Linked DNA regions of Homo sapiens: all the other regions are linked to region 2. Evidence: chromatin loops called from intact Hi-C (ENCODE). Cell type or tissue: MCF 10A. All regions are shown on one strand. Links, peaks and the distances in the headings refer to the core of each region. The heading gives the core; the rest is flanking DNA.

Evidence for each region. Hi-C counts contacts between places; a loop is a spot of excess contacts. Peaks named below come from ENCODE experiments on the same cell type or tissue, not always from the same donor. Only the 100,000 strongest peaks of a DNase experiment are listed, where the experiment ranks them.
Region 1: it touches region 2 in a loop (3.0-fold over the local background); 2 of 110 quality-filtered maps call a loop at or near these places.
Region 3: a loop joins it to region 2, with 2.7 times the contacts of the local background. A loop is called at or near these places in 16 of 110 quality-filtered maps.

What each region holds. Positions count from the first base shown.
Region 1 is chr14:30,267,730-30,276,020 of GRCh38, reverse strand. No RefSeq gene overlaps it. Among named protein-coding and RNA genes, the nearest start is that of G2E3, 290 kb to the left of the region's middle. RefSeq lists enhancers at 1,601-3,477, 5,027-5,528 and a silencer at 5,176-5,225. In MCF 10A, for the core only: a CTCF peak has its summit at 5,152 (motif pointing right); a DNase peak (open chromatin) is centred at 5,160.
Region 2 is chr14:29,923,699-29,931,989 of GRCh38, reverse strand. It overlaps PRKD1 (protein kinase D1), which reads left to right and starts at 4,143. Exons shown (of 18, transcript NM_002742.3): 1 at 4,143-4,741. The coding sequence starts at 4,478. LOC105370429 (a long non-coding RNA gene) reads right to left here and starts at 3,863. Exons shown (of 3, transcript XR_943703.2): 1 at 2,879-3,863. In MCF 10A, for the core only: CTCF peaks have their summits at 3,946 and 4,754; a DNase peak (open chromatin) is centred at 4,809.
Region 3 is chr14:29,801,538-29,809,828 of GRCh38, reverse strand. All of the region lies in intron 1 of PRKD1 (protein kinase D1), which reads left to right. Among named protein-coding and RNA genes, the nearest start is that of PRKD1, 120 kb to the left of the region's middle. In MCF 10A, for the core only: no CTCF peak of the experiment used is centred there; a DNase peak (open chromatin) is centred at 4,038.

The DNA of each region.
Region 1 (8,291 bases), core at 3,808-6,307, 340 kb before region 2:
GTATATAAAGCCAGGGTTACAAGAGCCGGAATCACCTACTCAGTTACTTTGTCCACAGACAAACCACAACAAAATCATAACTAAAGTATTTCAGTAGAGTTCTGACCTATTTTTAAAGACTTGAAGAAAAGAAGTTTCCACAAAATGCTTAGGAAACCTATTCTGAGATACAATCATTCCTTATGTCGGATCTAACTGGGGCATGTCAGTCACCTCCCTGAACCTGATTCTCTGTGCCTGGGAAACAAAGCACTCACATACTTCAGACAGAAATTATTTAGATGAACTAATGAGTGGTTACAAAAGGCTTTGAAAATATAAATTGCTGCATAAATACTTATTGTCTATATAAATACCTTTGCTTCAGCCTGAGGGGGGCTATCGCTTTTTGAAAGATTTCAACCTTATAGAGTACCTGAATAGTGAAGATAAAGACCCTACTAAGTGAGGATAAGATGATTCTTGCCTCTATTGTGTATATTATTTACCTACCACAAAGTCTTTTCTAAAATAGAAACATGGAAAATTTTAGAGAGAGAGAGAAAAAAAAGGACTTCATGGTTCCCTTAGATTGTAAGCTCTTTCAGCCAGGTCTGTGTTCAATCCATGCTTTTAAAAAATATGATTCCTGGGTATTATTGGTGCTGAGAAGTTACATTGCAACTTCTTTCTCGCATATGATGTTTTCTTGTGGGCGGGGGTGAAGAGATGGGAAAAAAATCACCGTATTTTTACATGATTTTTGTTTTCTCTTTCTCTTACATTATAAAGGCTTTATTTTAAAATAAAAGAGATGATTTGGAGTGTGCCTCATCAAAAATTACTTTTTAAAGATTTAGAAGTTGGAAAAAATGTTTAAGGGGTTATATTAAGACCTCCTTCTTCAAATGGATTAGTTTATTCATCCTTTTCTGCTGATGGGAACCAGAACAAGAAAGAGTTGTATCCTACACACAGGTAGAGCAAGTAGACCTCCTGCATCTCTGCTTCATGGCCACCTTTTCCTGCAGTTATTACATTAGTAAGTCAACAAAGATAGGATTCTTTAGAATTTCAGATACCCAAGAATTAAGGAAAGTATAGGCAAATAGAGGAGGCAGAGAATCCATGTTCCTGAACTAGAAGACTAGTTCAGGAAAAGTAGCTTCCTTACGGGGGCACCATGTTGCTCCTTGAGGTGCCTTTACCAATTGGAAGAGAATGCTTTGAGCCTCTTGAAAGAGTAAAAGCAGGAGAGATGGACTATTCTTCCTGAGGCTGCAACTGAGCTCAACAGGCCTTCACATACTTTGAGTTTCTGTCTGAGGAAAGGAAGTCTTGTAAATCCTTGTGTCCTCTTTATCCTTTCATCTCTTCCATAGTTGAGCCTAAAGTTGCTATCATCCAAGATGGCAGAAGAATAAATTAAGTGAATTGATGCAGCCTGCAATCAGATGAATGCAGTGTACTGTCTCTAGGAACTATTCTGGAGAGCTGTTTTGTAATTAACCTGAAATGACATATTCAGATTTGATTAATCTCATGTGGTCAGTAGGTAAGCTTCAGCTGAAGATTTTTTTTTTTGTTATCAACAATAGGTCCTTCTCTGTGATATATTTGCAGGAGAATGTTTAAATAATATAAATGGCAAATATGTTGATCAATGCTACTGTCAGAGATTTGGCTTAGTTTCATAAATACAATGTATAAAATATTTCACCATATTTAATATATAGAGACATTGATTTAGGTTCATGTTTCTGTATTGTAAATTCATATACATATACACAAACACACATATTTATGATTTAAAAGTCATCTAATTATTTAAGCAGACAGACTTGGTTTTCATTCGGTCCCTAACCTTGCTCTCTTAATTGGTATACACGATAAATTCAGAGTTATAGATTATTTCCTGTGGCATTGGTGGATTACAGCTCAAACCTAAAGTTTAAAGATTTAATTTTCTGTTGTTCTTAATGAAATAACCAAAGCAGCAGCTCCCCGTGGTGGGATATGAAAAGTAGTGTATAGATACCTACTAAAACATTTGCAGACCTCCTCAGTTTTCTGTTTTTAATGTGATGAAAATTTGTACAAATAACAAAGAAAGAATGTCATGGTAACTAAAACATTTCCTATACATGTATTTTAGAGGGAAGCTAAATCAAAGGTCTTCAAAGAATTACTAGGGTTCTTTCTAGGAGGTTATTGACAAATATGTAGTTTGTCTCTGGAGTTTGTGCCTCTTTCACAGATTGGTGTATTTGTGATCCCACCGGCAGAATAAGTGTCTGTAATTCATTTCTCCTTGTTAACTAGTGCGCCTTTGTGTAGAGGATGATTGGCAGCAAAGTCGGCTGAGTCCCAACGGATGAGCTTGTTAGCAAAACCCTAGCATCCTATCTCTAATAAAGCATATCAGCAGTACATTTTGTCCTATCTATTAGCCTCTCTGTTTCTTTTTTTGTGAAAAGCTGAGTGTCCCTTTGAAGCAATGACAAATAAACCCCTGAACTGAAGTGCTAGGCTGCCTTACGGACAGCTGGATAGTAAATGTCACACCGTGTAGAGAATGCCTATTATCAGAGTGAGCCATTTGTTCCCGGCCTTTCAGTATCTTAATGTAATACAAAATTGCTAAATCAAGCCCCATGTCTGTGACAGAACATAATTAATGAGAAAGCAGGAGCCAATTCAACACTCTTTATTGGGACCTAATTGGCTCAGGCAACAGAGTTGTCACTCAACAAGAGACTTCCTTTAAAGCAATTTTGTTCTTGGTTGTATTACAGAGCCTATTAAATTGTCCCCTCCTTGATCACACAAAGAAGTATCTGCATGCAATAATTAGCTTTTCCAGGGGGAATTTTTTTTAACTCATGCGATACCGAATCATTCTAAAACCGTCTGGAAAAACACCCAGGCCGTGGGGATGTGCTGCCATACTGAGCTGCACTGTAGGCTATTTTCCAGGCGGCCGAGGCAGCAGGGATCTGTGCTGCAGAAAGCTGAACAGGAGCCCCAAGGAAAAGAGAAGCATGTTCAAATGTGGAGGGTGGGAGGATGAGAGAGGGAGTGGGTAGAGGAAATTACTTTGATGGATAATCATAGCTCACGTCATAATCTGCAGTTAGAAAGGGCAAAAAAGGAATGCCTGTATGTACATATTTAAACATATGTTTAGTTTTTGTAGTCGTACCCAAGTCACTTAGAAATCAAAATTAACAAGGCCATGGCAGGGGTGGAGGTTAAATACATAGAGAAACCTGAATTGTCTAGAGCAACATTAATACATTCGACCACATCTTGGAGTTTTATGGGGCACGCTGTCTCAAAACCAGCACAAATATTTAGTGGCATGTGATTATTCATTACAATCTGAAATTTCGCTTTTGGGAATTGTGCTCCCCCCACCCCATTTAACAAACCTCAAAATAAATTTAGACCTGGTATTTACATTATTGTTATAAAACTGTTTCTTTTTTTTCTGTCACAGTATCACAGACTTCAAATAAATCTGTGCCTTCTCTTCATAAGTTTTAAGACAATGTGACATGCAGTAACTGGAGACCATGGAGAACTGAGCTTACAGTTGATACTGGCATTTGCTAGGATTTGGATGAAAAGGACACAACTGGTTAAACTAGAGGAAAAGCAAATGGGAAAGTTGTAGGAAATATACTTTAAAACATACAAATTAAGCAATGAATTGTATGGATGTTAAAACTGCAATATTTGAGATCAGAAAAAAATTATTAAAGGTTGATTTAAGTGACAGCACTTTGAACAGTCTAAATAAAGGCAAGTATGTGGCTCTTTTCTTGAAATATCTGTCAATATCTCCCTTCTGTGCCTTCAGAAACAACGCAGACTGTCTAGTTTGCATGGCAGCAGCATTTGGTTGGATTTAGAGAGAGCGGCTTGCCTCGGCATTGTTATTTGCCTCAATGTGGAAGTGCCAGATCCTAGGAAAGAAAGGAAAGAAGGCAAACCTCTAAAATAGAGGAGAGCTGTGCTGTTCTTGCTTTTCTGTGCAGTTTGGAGAAGGTTTGCAGCTGCTGAAATCCCAGGACTGTGCCCCAGCTATGACGGCATTATGCAGCAGGCGCTCAAAGTATAGTGTTTTTTAGGTTTTCCAGCATTTGCCGACATATTAGCTGTATTGCTTAATTGTAATTTACTTGCATCTACAGAGAAATCATTTTGTTTCCCACCCCCTCTCAAACCTACCTCTAAAGAGTGAGCAAAGTGGGATTTATGAATGCACTCTAAATGTTTGAGAAAGATTAGCTGTTATTCTATAGGGTATTAGAAAATAAAACTAACAGCAATACAAAAATATTAGTCAATAATGGCCTTTCCCAGGTGACTCTTGAACCTTGTGAAAGCACACATTCTCAACAAAGATTTATTAGTCTAGTCGGGGAACACATGATAATGATAGCAAGAGCTGCCAGAATTTAATTTGCTTTAATTAATCATTTGCTTCATAACACGACGATTTTCCCCCTCCCCCTCCCCTTTTGTAACTGTCTAGATTATTTTAAAACATTAGATATTACACTGTGGATGGCTGATGAAACTGAAATTGAATGCTGTAAAAGTTAGATTAAAAATTCATTTAACAGTATAAACATTTCAGAGTGCAGGATGGTGCCGATTAGGTCAAGTGAGTATGGAGTGATAAAACAGTCATGGAGCTGAGAGAAAAAATATTGTCAGAGGGCATTCAAACAGCTGAATTTAGTCTAATTTAAATGTTATAGCAGACACACAAAAATTGTTAACTAGAAATATCGTTATAATTACTCTTTGGTATTTTAGCAACACAGACTGGTAAGAAGTCAGAACCTAGGTTTAAACACATTTATTCATTTCACTGTACAAACAAGCTTTGGTTGCAACTGGAATTCGTTCTCATGGTTAGGCCAAGGGCCCTCCATGGAGTGCTGAAGCTGAGTCAAAGACCACCTCGCCTGGCCCTCGTAGGAGAATTAAATGGAGTCGCTCAGATTTCCAGGATAGCCAAGACACCAGCTATTTTCATCATGCTCCTCTGGACAGCACTGAGCGGCAAGTGTCTCCTCCACGTCTGGCCTGGGAAGTGGCCAGGCTCAGAGGCAGGGAGACTGGGCTCAGTTAAGCCTAACAGAGATGCTGGCCTTCAGCCACGAGGGGGAGCTCACGGACACCCCTACTGACAATGCAGTGCAATTGGCTTGAGAAGCTAAAGCTTTCCCAAGGGTTTGAAGAACGACACGGCGCCTGACATCGCCGCTGACGACTGCTGATGTGAACGCTTTTGTGTGACAGGCTGAGGGGAGCTGGGGCGGGGAAACTTACATTTGTCTAGGCTTAGTGACCAAGCAAAACGCTTGTGTTCCGAGGTCTTTCAGCTTCCTCCATTTTGCTGATGCCTCGATGGACAACCTCAGCACTTAATTCTTACCCTTGTCTTTGTGAGCCTCCCCCACGAGTTGATTGGCTGTATTAAACGGGATTAAGCCCAAATAAATGCTCAGAATTCTTCATCAGCTCCCCATCGTCTACAAGATAAACTTCCTTCGGGTGTCACCAAGGCACTGAATGAACTGGTCCCTTCCTGTGCCTGTATCTTAAGCGTCATTTCAGCTCTCATCCCACTCTACCCAGCACATTGCTCATTAGCTACGCCTACTTCTCAGTCGTGTCCCTCTAACCCGTTGCCTTGCCTCAGCCTGATTGTCACTCTTTACATCACCCATCTTTGATTCCCTCGGAAACAGTGCTCACCTTGTAAGGTTCCTGTGAGGATTAAATGAGGTAATTTAGTAGTATGAGCCTGGAATATAGACGGTACTAGTGAGTGTTAGCTGTTATTATTAAGGACTTGCTTACGATCCTGTCCTTACACTTTGTACAACTTTCCCCCATATCAAGGACATTATAGTATTGCTTATTCACATGCCCTTCTCCTCACGATATTATAATCCTCTTGAGGATTATGTTTTTTAAATTTTTGGATCCCCAACCTAACACGATGTTTGGCTGCCATGTTGTAGGTGCTCAATAAATGTCTCCTGTATGAACTAGTGGCTGTTTGTTGTAAAGCATTCTGCAGTTTGGTCACTGGCCAATTTTTAAGAAGTATATAAGACCTTAAGTATTTTTTAAAGAAGCAGACATTTGGGTGGCTGCATACCATTTTTTCTCAAGCAGGTTTTCTAACCGTTTTCAGAATCAGTTAACAAAAAACTCTCACAAGGCCAGGCATGGTGGCTCACGTTTGTAATCCCAGCACTTTGGGAGGCCGAGGTGGGTAGATCACCTGAGGTCAGGATTTTGAGACCAGCCTGGCCAACATGATGAAACCCTGTCTCTACTAAAAATACAAAAAAGCAAAAAAATTAACTGGGCATGGTGGCATGCACCTATAATCCCAGCTACATGGGAGGCTGAGGCAGGAGAATCATTTGAACCTGGGAGGTGGAGGTTGCAGTTAGCTGAGATCACACCACTGCACTCCAGCTTTGGTGACAGAGTGAGACTCCACCAAAAAAAAGAAAAAATAGTAACAATATAGTCCCAATATATATAACAAATATATATATATATATATATATATATATATATATATATATGTCCCAAAAATAGTAACAATATATATCTCTTTGTTTTTTCAAATGCAAATAGTATTTTCAAGGACAATCAATTCATTACCTAATTCATTAAAATTGATCATCAATGAACTCAAGATGTTTTCATAAACAATTCATCCTCTAAGTACGAAACTTGGCTGTCACTCACTCTATCTAAAGGCATCTTCCAAAATGAGTTCAATAGAGGCAGCAGGGATAGAGTTGGTGTGTATTTTCTCACTGCGGTTCTTTGATGGAGACTATATGCTCTGTTTAACTTTTAAGTTCTTAACATAACAAACGGTTCCATTTCCTTGTCTACTCTACAGAACTCACCTGAAATACAATCAATTGCAATTATAATTGTAGAGTAGTCTGACATAGTCTGCCCATCAAGGTGAGAAAATGAGAGAGGTAAGAGCCCTATTCTGAGCCTCAAGAAAGTTTCAGGCTGGGAGAATCACCTAATTTGGAATTTTGTAAGGAAAAGAACATTGAAATCTCTTGCTTCACCAACAGTGGAAAGGCTTATAGATACTCGCTGTCAAGAAAGCCAGTCTTGCAGCTCTTTTCAATTTCCTGGGAAGTCAGGATATCCACTGCAGCTCACGGCACACCTTCACAGTAGAGTCACAGCAAGCTTTGTGCCAAGGAACAGGACAACATCATAGAAATTTGGGGGTCTCCTTGGAATTCTTAACCCTAAAATGCAGGGGGAAATTACAAACTGGTATTCATATGATTGACTTTGAATCTCACTGAAGGGATGTGAGCTGAAGAAAAATGTACTGTCATTTGCTTGGTTCAGAATTTCTGAGTGTTGGGGGCTGGTAGGTAACTCCTGTGGTCCCACAGAGAGCATTGTAATCAAGGAGAGCTCTTTACATCCCCTCTAGCTCCCTGCAATACGCACTGGCAGAATTGGTTAAATGAGCCGCCATACTCTGGTCAATATGAATAGGCTTGTAAGATGCTCAGTTTGATTTAATGGCCACCCATGGACTTCCATATGCAGAAAGAACTGTCACATTCAGTCTGAATAAAGCTCGAAAAATCAACTACTCCATTTGGTGTTGTAGTTGCATTTTAATGTCCTCTTCAGAATTCTCCGTTATAGTAACATCTCTGCAATCAGTCTAGCATAAAAAGACCTGTTTATAATAAATTGGTCAGCCTCTTATGTACCTATCTTTTCTGATAGGATAGAGAATGATAAGATTGTTCTTTGTAGACTAGGCTATAAGATTTTTAATATGACAAGTTGTATCTCTCCATTTATACAAGTGATTTATTTCAGGTTTTATTTCTGTTTTGAGTCTTTGTTTTCATGTTAACTCATAATTGTCCTGGGGGAGGGAGGAGGCAAATGGATTTCACCCACGAATTGTAGATCTTTGGGAGATGTTTGAGTGAGATGAAGTTTATAAAGAAGCCAGTTCTTGAACAACAAAATTGCTCGGTTTTTTTGCCATACTTTCAGCTAGGAAAGCAACTAAGTACTTTTGTGACAGTTGTGAACTACAGTGCCCTGGACAGAAAATGTTGGCAGAAGCAGAAGTGCGCCACTGATTTGTATGACTATTCTGAGGTGGAATAATCACACTGCCTTGTTAGTTCATAATAATCACCCAGTACAGAGGACCCTAGACCTTTGGAATCACTCAAAATTTTCATTACAGAACCAGCAGTCTT
Region 2 (8,291 bases), core at 3,573-6,072:
TCAAATCAGGTTATTCTCAGCCCTTTTTCTGATTTTTGTGAATTATTGTATATTTCCAAAATGACTTGAACATACAACTATCTTTTGAAGACAACCTGACAAGATTAACATTCATCGTTGGAAATTGTTGGAAGTACCTCCACGTAACTCTGCATACCCTTGCAGGTCCACATCACTTTTATGTGGGCATGAAACTTTTTTTTTCTTTCTTTCTTTTTTTTTTTTTTTAATTTGAGATGGAGTCTTAACACTGTTGCCCGGGCTGGAGTGCAATGGCGTGATCTCAGCTCACTGCAACCTCCGCCTCCTGGGTTCAAGCAATTATCCTGCCTCAGCCTGCCAAGTAGCTGGGATTACAGGTGCCCGCCACCATGCCCGGCTAATTTTTTGTATTTTTAGTAGAGACAGGGTTTCACTATGTTGGCCAGGCTGGTCTTGAACTCCTGACCTCGTGATCCGCCCACCTCAGCCTCCCAAAGTGCTGGGATTACAGGCGTGAGCCTAGGCCTAGGGCATGAAACTTTCTTACCCTTGCAGGTCCACATCACTTTTATGTGGAGTCTTCATTAGGGCATGAAACTTTCTTTACAAAGTGGTGCTCCCAGTCACTGCTAGAAGTCCCTTATTCTTGTCTTGTTAGCCAGGATTAAAATAATGAAAGCCCATTTCATGAATATAATTAATATAAGCTACTATTCACTTTCTATATCCTCTTTTCTTTTCCAAGATTAAAACATCCAGAAGAGATTAAAACCAGATTTTCCCAAATCCTTCAAGTTTTCTATGTTCAATTTCAAAGTTGCCAGAGATATACACCAGGTTTATTATAGATATTCTCTGTTTATTCATTCCCTTGTCATTCAGCAAAAGTGAGCAGCAGTTGGAAAACTGTTAGATTTCAGGTGCCTACAATAGAAATTGCAATAACCAACTCCATGGGAATTTTCTGTTTGCGATGGGGAGGTCCAGTAGATACACGATTTTTTTCTTCTTGTTTTTCTTTATTCACTCTTTTGCATTCAGTAATATTTCACCGTCTTAAAAGTAATGTTAATTCTCTAGGGCATCTTTAGAATTCCTTCTCCTGTTTCCTTATCAATTATTTCCAACACCCTACATAAATCTTTCATACTATTGATAAATCATAGTCTAACAAGAAGTTATTCATACTTTTTTTAAAATTCCTGTAAGTCTCATAACTGATAAGTACTTTAAGCTCTTTCTCTCTAGAGCTCTCATCTAATCTCACATTGAAATGCCTTCTGCACACTGAGAAGATTTCTAAATGTATTTCTGACCCTCTTCTCTTTTCTGGATGCTGGACCCATATATCCAGCTCTAGATGCTATTTCTAAGTTGAATATCTAGCAGCATATCAAACTCAACATGGTCAAAGTAGAAATCTTATTTCTCCCTGAACTTGCTCACTCTCTATCTTCTGTGTCAATTATTGGCACCACCATCAGTCCAATTGCTCAGAAACTTGGGAGTCTTTTGTGACACCCTTGTTCTCTCACTCCTTGTAAATCTCTGACTCATTCAGCAAGAACTTCCGCCAACATAGAGCCTGCAGTTTCCCATTTCTTAGCATCTCTTCTACAACCATAGGAGTCTAACCCGTGTTTCTAGACTCAAAAACAGCAATAGTCTCCTACCCAGTGTCTCCACTTTTACTCTTTTCTCTTATATTCCACACAAAATCCAGAGTAATCTTTTAAAACATGCTAATTAATCTTATTATTCCCTGCTTTAAAACCTTCCAATGGGTTGGTAGTGCACTGAGAATTGAAATAAAAACACTTTACCATGGCTTTCAAGACTCCTGGTAACCTGGTTTCTATTAGCTCTCTGACCTCATCTCACGCACTTGCCCCTCTTTTCCTATGCCTTGAAAATGTTAAATATATTTCTGTGTTAGAGTCTTTGCACTCTCTGTTACCTATGCCTACAATGTTATTCCCCTAGTTCTTCTGAAGTCTACCCTTTCTATCATCCAGATTTTGGCTCAAATGTAAACTTCTCAGTGAAGTCTTCTCTCATTCCCAGTCCAGAGCAGTGCCCATTTCTTCATCCCTCCTCCCACAAGTCACTGTCTTCGCCATTGGGTTTAAAAAATTCATTGCAATTATGAATATTAGAAATAATATCATTTGTGGTTTTACTCCATCCCCCCTCCCCTTTTCACTGTGATCTTTTTAGGGCAAGGACCACCTGTCTTCACAGCTGTGCAACTGGTGCCAGTACAGTGCCTGGAACAGAGAAGTCCTCAACATGCAGTTGTGATATCTATAAAACATGAATGTCTTCAGCGCTCTTGAATCTCAAGTGAAACTAGCTTTTTGTAAGTCTCTTGTAAACTGACCAGCAAGCTTTTTTTTGATAATAGAAAACTGTGGAATATTAACTTTATTCTGATTTCAAAGAAAATGAAGTATAGTTTCGGACATTTAAAAGAAAAAAACCTCCTTCAGAATTCAGAAAGGCATTTCATCAAGAAAAATTCCACCATTTTCCTAGATTAGCTGAGTCTAGAACATTAGGAAAATTACCTACCTGTATCAGGGATGAAGAGGACCACCTCATAAGTAACTATGCAGGGAAAATGTAAACACAGGTAGACCTTATCAAACCATCACATTCAGAGAATAAATTCAAGTCTCTTCAATGCAGTTGTGCAGCCTTGCAGTGTTTGGGGCTCCATTACTGACCCTGGGAACACGGTTCTAAAGGAAGCTACCTTGCAATATCTTGGGCCACAACCAGAAGTTAAGACAATAAATAAATAAATAAATAAATAAATAAATAAATAAATAAAACAGAACAAAATAAGCTATACAAAATACAAAATGTTTGTTTAGGTATGTTTGTGTGTACTTACGCAGAGGAAGGGGAAAGTCTAGGGAAGTGGCGAAGAGAGAGGCAAAGCTGACTACATTATCTGCGTGGCCCATTGCAAAATACAAATGTGAGACTCCTTGATTAAAAATTATGAAGAAGAACAAAACAGCGACAGTAGACTATTGTCCCAGAATATTAAACCAAACACGGGTCTTATGAGCTGTGGCCTATACAACTGCATAGTCGCACACCCATGAAGCCCACCCTGGTTGGAGGGGAGAATTATAATTCATCTCCAGCGAATGTAAAGCAATCCCCACCCTGCCAAAACAACAGTAAAAATAAACGGCGATCCAAATTAGGGCAGGTTGTGCCCAATCCTGATGGCTGTGCTTGTGATGACGGTGGCGGTGCTGAGGTGGACTTGGGGGCACTGCTCCTATATAACAGACTTTAGATTGATAGAGGAGAAGGAAAATAGTTTCTGAAGCTCCAAAGTAGAAACTTCAGGCGCAAAGAATAAGGTAAAGGAAAGGAGACCGCATCAGACCTCCCTCCTGCCCTTGGGCAGTCAATGCCTTTTCTTTCCAAAGCGACCCTCTCCTTAGATCACTGTGTATATCCGGTGCCTTAGGAGCTGGGGTGGAGTACGTAGGTTTGGCTGTAAGGGCGCGTCAGAGCGACAAAAAGGGTAGAGACAAGTTTAAACCCCTTTCTGTGGAGTGGCTTCCTACCCTCTTTGGCCACAAACCCCAGGGCTCCCAGAGGGGCCTGGATGTAAGTGGGTTCCAGATGACCCATCCTCCCTTGACCCTCCGAAGGTAAGACCCAAGGGGAACCGCTGTGATCAGCATTCTTGAATTCCTCAAAAGTCACCTCACTTGTAGAAGTGCGTAGTCCTCCAGCATTTGGAAGAGGTGGCAGGGACCTTGGGGCCCGGGAAGTTCGCGACCCCAGGAAGCGGGTCTGAGGCGGTGCACCCCATCCACTCCGTCCGCAGTCGGGGCGGGGCAGCGGGACCCGAGAGGACGGGAATCCCTGCAGGGAGGGAAGGGCCGCGCCTGCCGAGGCGGCTCCGAGCCCCGCCACTCGGTCCTATCCCGGCTCGCGGAGGCTCAGGCCCCGGGAACTGCGGGCGGAGGGGGCGGCGACCGGGCACCCTGCGGCCACTGCGGCCGCTGCTCCTGCGACTCCCGCGCCCGCCGGGTGGTGGCTCCCCAGTGCCCGCCCCCAGCTCCCCTTCCCCGCCCCTCACGCCCCCTTCCCGCCCCGGCCCCCGCCCGGCGCTCGGGCCGCGCCGACCCGTCGCCCCGTCCTTCCGAGCGCGCCAGGCGGCAGATTCTTGGCGGCGGCGGCGCCTCCCCAGTGCCGGCGGCCCCGAGCCGGCTGCCGCGTTCCGGGCCTCAGAGTCCTCCCGCCTCGGCCATTTTCCCTCCTCCCCATCTCCTCCCCTTAGTCCCCTCCCCTCCCGATCCTCATCCCCTTGCCCTCCCCCAGCCCAGGGACTTTTCCGGAAAGTTTTTATTTTCCGTCTGGGCTCTCGGAGAAAGAAGCTCCTGGCTCAGCGGCTGCAAAACTTTCCTGCTGCCGCGCCGCCAGCCCCCGCCCTCCGCTGCCCGGCCCTGCGCCCCGCCGAGCGATGAGCGCCCCTCCGGTCCTGCGGCCGCCCAGTCCGCTGCTGCCCGTGGCGGCGGCAGCTGCCGCAGCGGCCGCCGCACTGGTCCCAGGGTCCGGGCCCGGGCCCGCGCCGTTCTTGGCTCCTGTCGCGGCCCCGGTCGGGGGCATCTCGTTCCATCTGCAGATCGGCCTGAGCCGTGAGCCGGTGCTGCTGCTGCAGGACTCGTCCGGGGACTACAGCCTGGCGCACGTCCGCGAGATGGCTTGCTCCATTGTCGACCAGAAGGTAAGTCGCCGCACCGCTGCCAGCCCGGCGCCTCCCCGCGGCGCAGGGGGCGCTGCCCGGCTGGCCCTCTCCGCGCCAACTTTCCGGCTCCCGGGGCTCGGCTGGCCGCCAGCCTCGCCGGCGCTCTGGAAGCGGCTGGCCCCGCCGCGGCTGGACGCCTGCAACCCGAGGCGCTGCGCTCGCTGTTGCTCATCCTCCTCTCGCCCCATCTTCCTCTATTCACCGATTTCTCTCCAGTCCGCCGCCTCCTCACCCATTTCCATCCTTCTCATGACATTTCCAGGTATCTTGCCCTTTCCTCGCCGCGCCCCTCCTTGTCCTTGAGACTTCCCAGTTTTCTTCCCCTCTCTCCCCTACGGACCCTGGACCAGCGCATTCCTGGTGCAGGAATCCTCCTTCCTGCACCAGAGTGCCCCCGGAATGACCTGGAGACAAGGAATTTCTCACCTGTCAGATAAGCTTTTAAGAGAGTGTGATTGACTCGGCCAGTTGTCAAAACAACTGACCAGGAGTGCAGGTACCCAAGGCCTTGTCATCTTTTAGTTCCACTTCTGTATGAGCATGGAAACACATTTTCCAACGACAAAACCTGAAAGTTGCGACCTTCCTATTTTTCATTCCCGGGATGCTGATAGTAGGACGTTGAAGTGGTGGGGGTGATGTCCAGGAACACCCCGAGGCTGGCTGTGTCCTTAAGTTTGAGGCTGTGGGGCTCTGGACAGCGGCCACTGAAGGCAGGTTAGAAGGGTCATTATCCGGGGCCAGGCCACCCCCAGAGGAGACTCAGCCCACCCACCACTGTTTACAGTAGCAATTTGGATTTTCAGGTTGCCTCTGGAGCCATCCAGATGGATGTTGCATGGAAGGGGGTGATACAGACGTGAGGCAGAGGGGGCCATGGCGCCAGTCTTCTTAGTGTAAACAGCCAGCGTTTCAGGAGTGGAGACAGAGGTCTCTAAAGGTGCTGAATTTTTCAGCCCTGGAGGACTGGCTAGCACTCCTTTTGCTTTCTAATTATCACTTGAATAATCATGAATTGCTTTCTTTAAATTATTTGTAACAGAGTTTGCTAAATCTTAAGGGTTGTGAATTGCAGCACTGAGCACAGGAATGTTAAAAGCTCCAGGTGGAAAAAAATCACTGATCTAGAAAGTTGTGAAAGTTCTAGACTAAGGTAACAATGAGTGCCAGGAATTTATTTATGGAAATTTACTTTTATATTACGGGTAATGTCAACTGTTTGCAACTTCCAAGAAAATGACACGTTTTGTCTAATGCTGATGTAAGTCATATCATGCTCCTTTTCCACATCAGTATTGTGGAATGTCTATTGTGGGTCAGCAGGAGCACTCCTAGGCACTGTGAAAGCCTTGTATACAATCCTCTCCATTTGGATGCAGACCAGTTAATGAAACAGCAATGCTTCATAAGCACGTATACAATGTAAAACAAAATTTCTCAAAAAGCAAAGGTAATTCTGTACAATTTTAACTTTTCTAAATTCTAAAGCAAGTGAAGTAGTGTCAGAGAATATTCAAATTGGGTCAAAGTAATATTGATAGACTTTGTTTTGACCAGCTTGAATTCTCCCTCCACCCCGCCCCCCACTTCCTCCTGGAGTTCAGAATGGGGAGACTGATGCCTAGTTCAAGAGGTTTGGTAGTGGGATTTTAAATGGAGGGTGAATTCCAGGTGTCTCAGAAGCTACCAAGGGGCGTGTTACATGGAGAGAGTGAGACGAGAGCAGAGGGAGAGGGACAGCAAGCACCTATGGAATGCAGCAGGCCTGCAGGTGGTGGCCTGGGTATTTAAGGGAAGTACAGTTATGAAAAGGCCTTGAATTAAACTCAAATTGCTAGAAGCCTCAGTAATCTTTTCATAGCGACATCATACCAAGGACATCTGAAAGATGGATTTGCTGTATGGAGGTTTTAGAATGCCAAAAATGTTATGGCAGAAAGAGCACCGAAGTTCAGTCATGAGCTAGTTGGAACATGAGTCAAGACTTGGGGGAGAGACTGGGAGAAATACTGGAAAGGGAAAATCATCAGCCCTGATTGGTGACTGATTTATAAGGGGAATCCTTTCCTTTTGTATTTATTCTAGTAGTTTCTTCTCTCTCTCAAAGAAGTTTGAAAAGTTTGACTGTTTGGAATAGTTAAGGTAAAGATCTCACTTTTTTTTTAGGTTATAAAAAAGTTGGGGTTAGATTTATAGATGTGAACTTGAGGGTTATTTATATACAGAATACTGTAAATAAATATATACTGGATAGTGTTTCTGGACAGAGGACTTTTTCAATTTCTCTGTCATTTGTCATCTCTTTCAGAATATATTATTATCCCAGCAGAAACAAAATTAAGAGAGCTGAAGGTCCATCACAGGATACAGGATCTCTGTGTGTTGTGACAGTAGGAATGGCAGAGTGTCAGTGTGGAGTTAAGGAAGTGGGAGGGAGTTCTTTTGTCTTTTATTTCAGTTTTTTTTTGGAAGTACCTTATGAGGACGTCAGCTATGAGGAAGGATGACAGGAGTTTGGGGATTGGATGTTTCAGGAGAGAGCAGAGGGTTTGAAATCATTTACAATTTACTATGTGGGCTGAAGTCGTGTGGAACTTACAGCAGAAGGTTCTCCTGATCTTTCTGAGTCTTCCACATCTGTTGTTTTAAATGTGTTAAGAAGTTTTTCATTCACTTTGTTCAGGAGCTCCCTAAGTACTAACATAGATCATACGAGCATTGGAAATATTAGCTGACAGTTTCAGTAACATCACAGGACATTTCCTTTGGGATGAGCAACTGAGGTGTACAAGGCTGCATAAGTTTCCCTGAGAAACTCACCTGTAAATTATTATTGTTATTATTTAGAATTTAGAGTATAGTTGTTCTCTAATTATGTAGCAGACACGATTGTACTTGAAACATTGTGATGGTAATTCAACAAAAAATACTTATTTTAAGATAACGTACCCTAAGTATATACTGACTTATATAAGTAAAGAATTATTTCTTTCATCTTCTAGTTTAGGTGAAAAATCTAGTCTTGCTTTTTTGTATGTAACAATGTATGGCTATATAATATGTTATTCTTTCTTTTTAGAAAGTATTGATCCAGGGTTTTATTTACATTATGTTTGTTTATTTAGTTTGCAAGTGTGTGACGTTGAAGCCTGGTTGTATATAAAGATATGTATTCTGTTAGTGTACATGGTTATTGTTTTCAGGAGGGTAAAAAATAATAACAATCATTGACTTCACTTTGAAACACTGTTACTTTCTACTGTCAAAGAAACCTTGAATATGTAGACTGAGGAGGAATTGTTTTAAAGCAAGGAAAAAAATTCCAGAGGAAGAGCTAGTTTGGTTTCATAGTACATCATCTACTTATCTACCACACACACAAACACACACACATACTTTTTTTTTTTTTTTTTTTTTCCTCAAATGAGCTGTGTTACTCTTTAGGGATGCTTGATGCCATTAATATGATTGTTCATTTTGGTTATTACCTTATTAGAAAGGCAACTGATATTTTACTCTTAAATGTACT
Region 3 (8,291 bases), core at 2,794-5,293, 120 kb after region 2:
AGGAAATTAAAAGTGCTACTCCAGTGAACACACAAATGATAAGAAAACAAAACAGCCTTAGTACTGATAGGGAGAAAGTTTTAGTGGTCTGGATAGAAGATCAAAGCAGCCACAACATACCCTTAAGCCAAATCCTAATCCAGAGTAAGGTCCTAACTCTCTTTAATTCTGTGAATGCTGAGAGAGGTGAGGAAGCTACAGAAGAAAAGTTGAAAGCTAACAGAGTTTGTTTCATAAGGTTTAAAGAAAGAAGCCATCACCATAAAATAAAAGTGCAAGGTGTAGCAGCAAGTGCTGATGTAGAAGCATCAGCAAGTTATCCAGAAGATCTAGCTAAGATCATTGATGAAGGTGGCTTCACTAAATAACAGATTTTCAATGAAGACAAAACATCCTTCTATCGGAAGAAGAAGCATCTAGGATTTTCACAGCTAGAGAGGAGAATGCCTGGCTTCAAAGCCTCCAAGCAGAGGCTGACTCCCTTGTTAGGGGCTAAAGCAGCTGGTAACTTTAAGTTGAAGCCAGTGCTCATTGACCATTCTGAAAATCCTGGGGCCTTTAAGATGTATGCTAAATCTGTTCTGTCTGTGCTCCATAAATGGAATAAAACCTGTGTGACAGCACATCTGTTTGCAGCATGGTTTCTGAATATTTTAAGCCACGGTTAAGACTTACCATTCAGATAAAAAAGATTCCTTTCAAAATATTGTTTTTCGTTGACAATGCACCTGGTCACCCAAGAGCTCTGGTGGAGATGGACAAGGAATTAAATGTTTTCATAGCTGCTAATGGAACTCCATTCTGCAGCCCATGGATCAGAGAGTAATTTCAACTTTCAAGTGTTATTGTTTAAGAAATGTATTTCATAAGGCTACAGCTGCCATTGATATAGTGATTTCTCTGATAGATCTGGGCAAAGTAAATTGAAAACATTTTGGATAGGAATCACCATTCTAAATGCCATTAAGAATCTTCATGATTCATCAGAGGTGGTTAAAACCGTAACAATAAGAGGAGTTTGGAAGAAGTTGATTCCAACACTTATGGATGACTTTGATGGGTTCAGGACTTCAGTAGTGGAGGTAACTGCAGATGTGGTTAAACTATCAAGAGAACTAGAATTAGAAGTAGAACCTGAAGGTGGTTCATGCCTGTAATTCCAGCACTTTGGGAGGCCAAGATGGGCAGATTGCCTGAGGTCAGGAGTTCGAGATCAGCCTGGCCAATATGGTGAAACTCCATCTCTACTAAAAATACAAAAATTAGCTGAGTGTGGTGGCAGGTGCCTGTAATCCCAGCTACTTGGGAAGCTGATGCAGGAGAATTGCTTGAACCCAGGAGGCAGAGGTTGTAGTGAGCTGAGACAACACTATTGTACTCCAACCTGGGCGACAAGAGCAAAACTCCCATCTCAAAAAAAAAAAAAAAAAAAAAAAAAAAAAAAAAAAAAAAAAAGTAGAGCCTGAAAGTAGGACCGAATTGCTGCAATCTAATGATTAAACTTGAATGGATGACTAGTGGCTTCTTATGGATGAACAAATAAAGTCATTTCTTTTGATAGAATCTAGAATCTACTCCTGGTGAAGATTCCGTTAACATTATTTAAATGACAACAAAGGATTTAGGGTTTTACATAAACTTAGTTGATAAAGCAGTGGCAGGATTTGAGAGGATTGACTCCAATTTTGAAAGACACTCTACTGTGGGTAAAATGCCATCAAAAAGCATCACATGCTACAGAGAAATCTTTCATGAAGAGTCAACCGATGCAGCAAACATCATTGTTGTCTTATGTTAAGAAATTGGTTGTGAGGCACGGTGGCTCACTCCTGTAACTCTAGCAGGTTGGGAGGCCAAGGCGGGCGAATCACTTGAGGCTAGGAGTTCGAGACCAGCCTGGTTAACATGGTGAAATCCCGTCTATACTAGAAATACAAAAATTAGCCAGTCTTGGTGGCACACACCTGTAATCCCAGCTACTCGGGAGGCTAAGGCATGAGAATTGCTTGAACCCAGGAGGTGGAGGTTTCAGTGAGCCGAAGATCATGCCACAGCATTCCAGCCTGGGAGATAGAGCAAGACTCTGTCTCAAAAAAAAAAGGAAAAGAAAAAAAAGAAAAGAAAAGAAATTGGGCTGGTATGGTGGCTTATGTCTGTAATCCCAGCACTTTGGAAGGCTGAGGTGGTGGATCACTTGAGCTCAAGAAGTGTGAGACCAGCCTGGACAACATGGCGAAACCTCATCTCTAGAAAAAAATACAAAAATTAGCCAGGCATGGTGGCACACACCGGTAGTCCCAGCTACTTGGGATGCTGAGGTGGGAGGATCACCTGAGCCTGGGAGGCAGAGGTTGCAGTGAGCCAAGAAATTGCCACTGCACTCCAGCCTGGGCCATGGAGTGTGACCCTGTCTCAATTTTTTTTTTTTTAAAAAAAGAGGAAATTGCTACAGCCACCTCAGCCTTCAGCAATCACCACTGTGATCAATCAACAGCCATCAATATTGAGACTAGATTCTCCACTGGCAAAGAGATTAGGACTCCCTGAAGGCTTACATCAAGAATCCCCAAACCTCAAACCATAGACACAATAGGAGTTGAGCAGTGAGCCAGTGAGCATTACCGTCTGAGCTCTGCTTTCTTGCCTTCTGTCAGATCAGCGGCATCAGATTCTCATAAGAGCCTGATGATCTGAGGTGGAACAGTTTCACCCTGAAATCATCCCCTGTCAAGAGACCACTGGAGACGATTGTCAGCATTTTTTAGCAATAAAGTATTTTTTTTTTCATTGAGGCATGTGCATTTTTTAAGACATAATGCTATTGCAGACTTAATTGACTACAGTGTAGTGTAAGCATAGCTTTTATATGCATTGAGAAACCTGAAAATTTGTGTGACTTGCCATATTGCGACAATATGGTTTTATTGGTTTTATTGTTGTGATCTGAACTGAATCCACAACATGTTCAATGTATTCCTGGCATGTTTTTATAACATTTCAATCTTTGAGACCAAAGGACCTCTCTTGTTTCAGTTGCAAAAGTATGTCTGTTTTGGTGCCTGTAAATACATTTACAAATCTGATGCCTTCAGGATGCTTACAGGCAGTCCTTTGTCTCCAGTTAAGCTTTTTCTTTTCTTTAAGTTTTCAGTAGAATATTCCAGGAATCTCTGCATACTTCAGGAGTTTGCAAGGTTAGTTTTTTGTTTTAATACTTACCTGAACAGTCGAACCATTTTCTAATGCTCATCTAACCAAACAACTACTTTATTTATTGTTCTGCCTGACCTGTAATGTAATCTGCATGATGCGCTGGCTGTTTTCTGATTCAGACTACATATTTCAGATTGGATCTACTTGTTGTATTTTTTTTTTCTCCTGCAACCTGAAGGCCAGGCAGAGAGGGTTCATTGAAATCTAGGATTTGTTAGATTGTATTTTAATCAGTTTCACAGCATACCCTCCTTCTCCCAAGCCTATTGCCCAATCTCAGAATGAGATCAAAATAAACTGAAATTGTCCTTACTCACTTTCACAAAGTTGCTAGTTAGAAGCAAAATGTCCAATCCATCCTGTAGGAAGAAGAGAGGGACCCAGCAATGGGCCCAGTTAATCTGTAAATTGCATATTTAACGTAGGAATAATCATGGCTCTTGTTATTGAGATCTTTTCAGTACATTTGGTGGAAGTAAACTGTTTGTGTCCTCCAGTGGTTGATGAGATCCGCTTCTTGCCTTGCTTTCCTCTCCTGGGCATTTATTTGCTAAGCAGATTGATCTATTTAGTGCATCTGTGTCTGGGTGGGTGATGTCTCCACTACTACAGTACACTCTTCTGTATTTATTATTTCACTAACAATTACTTCCACTTTCTCAATTTTCCCTTCTCTGGCTTGTTCTCATGCTCTTATCTTGCCATAACTTAAGTTTTCTTCTCTCCTCCTCATTGCATATTCCCCTTCATTGGCAACTTACAAGTACTTACATCACCTTGTGATGACTCACACTTTCTGTTGATAATGAAAAGTGATCATGTTCTAGAGAGCAGAGCCCATGCTCTGGAGGCAGCCTGCCAAGGGTTGAATCCTGGCTCTTGGCTCTACCACCCATCAGCTCACTAGCACTGTGAACTTGGACAAGTTTTTTAACCTCTCCTTGCCTACCTTTCCACATCTGAAAAATGCAATACTCTAGTTCCCACCTCATAGAGATGCTGTGAAGATTAAAGGAGTTATTCTACATTGTGGATTTAGAACGATTCGTGGCACGTAGTAAGTGCTCAACAACTGTTAGCCATTGTTATTACTTAATTTCATTTAGCTCAGTTGTATGACCATTCATTCAGCCTTCTATTAGCATTCTATTTTTCTGGCAACACCTATTGATATCCCAGATAATTAATTTTCTTTTTTTGTAATGCATTTAGAAAATGCTGCTCTTTGAAGTAAGTTAAGTGTTGCCTTTTTCTCTGTTATTTTGCAAGGAGGACAGCTTGAGTTGGAATATCTAGAAGTAAAAATCTCTCTGTTATGGTCAAATACCTCTTAGTATCCCTCAGCCAATGGGTGTGATTTTTACTTCTTCCCCCGACCAATCTAATGGAGTTCAACATCTTGCTACTGCAGGTGTCACCTGCTTACTATTAATAGCAGCATGGTCAATACCCAGGAGGTTGTAGAAATGCAGATCAGAGGACACACTGCAGACCAACTGTATGATAATCTATAGTCTAACAAGATATCCATGTTATTCTTAAGGCTATTAAAATTTGAGAAGCACTATACCAACATTTCTAGGTCTAGAGCACCATAATTCTGCTCTAGGGAAATAGGAAGAAACCAACCTGAATTCCATTTTAATAACACATAATATTGACTATTTCTATAATTTAGCACTTTAAGCCCTATGAGATTTCCTGGAAAACCTATGTTGGCATTCTCTTGGGTGTAATTGTTATCGATTAATGTCATGATTAAAAGTACGGCTTAGGTCTACTGGGAGTTTTAGCTCACTGAAAGGAAAAAAAAACACCTCATTGATCTGAAGCCCTCAGTCAGTCATTCTTAGCTTTTCAGAAAATACTTCAGATAAATAGCAATAATGTTAGCACTGAGAGGTTTGTCTCAGGGGATGATCTTTCTAACAATGACTTGCATTGATTAAGTTCATTGCTTTTTAACTGTTCACTTTGTTACTGTGGTAACTCTATTTTAAACATTAGGATGCATTTTTTTTTTTTTTAGTTGGATTGTGTATGGGTAAAGTAGCACAAGGAGGCATATTTGGGCTTCTTGTACTACTGGTGAATTACTTGTTGAGAGTCTAATGCTCCTGTTTTCTAAATACTGCTTTGTTGAGACAAGATTCTGGAAAAAGAAGACATTGGACATGTTCGTGGGTTAGACAGCATTAAGAAAAGTCAGGCAACTGTTATGATTCTTGGTATCAGTGTCAGCTCTCAAGAAAGGACTAAAAGTGCTAGATTTACTAGCTGGAGAACATTGCTTTTTGAACAGTTTACTCTTGGGAATCTTGTATAACAATGTTGTTAGATTGTTCTCTTGCCTTTTGCATACATTTTTTTTTTTTTTTTTAGTTTCGTTCTTGTTGCCCATACTGGAGTATAATGGCCTGATCTCGGCTCATTGCAACCTTCGCCTTCTGAGTTCAAGCAATTCTCCTGCCTCAGCCTCCCCAGTAGCTGGGATTACAGGCGCCAACCACCATGCCCGGCTAATTTTTGTATTTTTAGTAGAGATGGGGTTTTGCCATGTTGGCCAGGCTGGTTTCAAACTCCTGACCTCAGGTGATCCGCCCCCCTCGGCCTCCCAAAGTGCTGGGATTACAGGTGTGAGCCACTGCACCCGGCCGCATACATTTGTTTTTATGGGTGGTTGAAACGTTTAGAAAATCTTCAGCTCACTGCTTACTGTGGTTACAGGATAGCAAGAAAGATAAAGAGATTGGGTTTAGGCATTTTGAATTTGGCTTTAAATGAACCCAGTTGCAGATGTTAAATGGTGATATTAAGTCAGTCTAAGCATTAATATAAAATGATGTTCAAAAGTTATAGAACAGCATATAAATAATTGAAAAACAAAAGATCATTATTTTACCCCTAATTACTAGCCTTGGAGTATGGGTCAACCTTTCCACATCCCTCACCTTTCACATGCAATGAGATGCTCAGTGAATCCCAATAATTATCCTTTTCTTAGAGTCTCAAGTTCTTATCCTCTGTTTTTATTAAAACAGCTGTGTTTCCAGCTTGGATTATTTTTACCTCCTACTTAAACTGTTGCAATTCATGGGTCATTTACTCCTTCAGAGTTACCAACTATGTTTTTAACAAGTTGAGTATGCTAATATAGAGTTACAATTTTGATATTAACTAGACAAAAAAATTAAAACTTGGTGACTTCTCATTGTCAGTAAACAAAAAAATCATTTCCCAATCTGGTCAATTAAAATTCCCCAAAATGGTCATAGTTTACCTTAAAATATTCTTGCTAGACCTTCCTAAGTATGAACCTTGTGTGCCATCAAAATGAGACTGTTTATTCTAGTCCATATGTACATTGTATTTCACAATATTTGGACCTTAGCTCTGTTTTTCCCTCCATCTGGAATGGTCTACTCATAATTTCTGCCCACTGAAATACTTCTTATCCTTAATCCTTTTCCTTAAGCCTGTGGGTCCTTTCAGCCCTGAACACTCAGGTATGAACCAAATACTACCATTTGGGAGGGATATATAGAGGATAGTCTTGCATGGCTTTTGACCTGGCCTGTCTCATGTCCGGCTCATTGAAATGCAGTTTCTGGTTCTCAGATTTTAAGTTCCAGAAACTTCATTTTTAAAATAAAACCAGAGTTGCTATAGTTCCTAGAAGATAAATCCAGGCTAGTAAGCCTCACAAAATATTTTTATGGACTGGAGTGCCTGTATACTAACTTAGAGTGAGTGATGTGCTTTTCTTGGATATTGCCTTTCTGCAACAAGATGTCTGCAAAGCAGATTCAGAAACTGGAAAGTTGCTCAATTGGCTCAGAATTGAAACATAAGGAATTGGTTGGTCTTGAAGGATATTCCATCCAGGTTATGGGAAAATCTTATTGAGTCACCTGATAAGATTCTTTTCCTTGGATAATTTGATGTAAACACTGGTGGATTCCTCAGGTTCCAATCTTTTATCTGTTGCTCCAACTGACTGAATTACAGTTCTCCTTTACATCTTCCATTCTGATAGTATCATTCTAAAGATGTCACTTTGTTACCTTGTTTTAAATTTAGCAACTTCCTATCCTTGTCAATTAACTTGTAAAGTAATCCAGGTCTAGAAAACCACATTTAGATCTATCTAATCCATCTACTGTGGTGCAAAAATCTTTGGATGGCTGTTCTCATACATCATGTGTTTGCTTTTGAGCCTTTATAGTCTCATAATGTGCTTTTTATCTGAACTTACACAAGAATTATTAAATTGCCTTGTGCATTAGATGTATTGTCTTCTTCCTTTCTTAATCTATTTGTATTATGGTTATTGGCAAACTGGCCTTATTTACTATCAGGTCTAAATTTCTTAAAAGCTGGGACTATTACTTATTCTTGTTTGTTTTTTCTGTAGTCTCAAGTAGAGTCACATCTTTTTTTTTTCAGAAATGTAGCTTTACATTCTTCATTTATTTATTAATTCTCTCCTTCCCTCTTTCCCACCCTCTCTCCCTTCCTTTCTTCCTTCGCTCCTTTCTTCCTTCCTTTCACAGGCATTTATGAAACATATACTATTTGCCAGGAATGTATTAATGTCTGAGATTACAGGTATAAAAGATGTAGACCCAGGCCGGGCCTGGTGGCTCATGCCTGTAATCCCAGCACTTTGGGAGGCTGAGGCGGGTGGATCACCTGAGGTCAGGAGTTTGAGACCAGCCTGACCAACATGGAGAAACCCCGTCTCTACTAAAAATACAAAATTAGCCAGGTGTGTTGGCGCATGCCTGTGATCCCAGCTACTGGGGATGCTGAGGCAGGAGAAACGCTTGAACCTGGGAGGCGGAGGTTGCGATGAGCCGAGATTGTGCCATTGCACTCCAGCCTGGGCAACAAGAGCGAAACTCCATCTAAAAAAAAAAACACGTAGACCCTAATAGCATAGTTACTGCCACTCATTGATTGCCTTAAGCTCTTCATGTAATTCATATAAGACCACCAAAACCTAAGTGTTAATACTCCCCACTTGTTTTTTGTTTTGTTTTGTTTTTTAATAAGCATATTGAGGTTCAGAAAGAAAA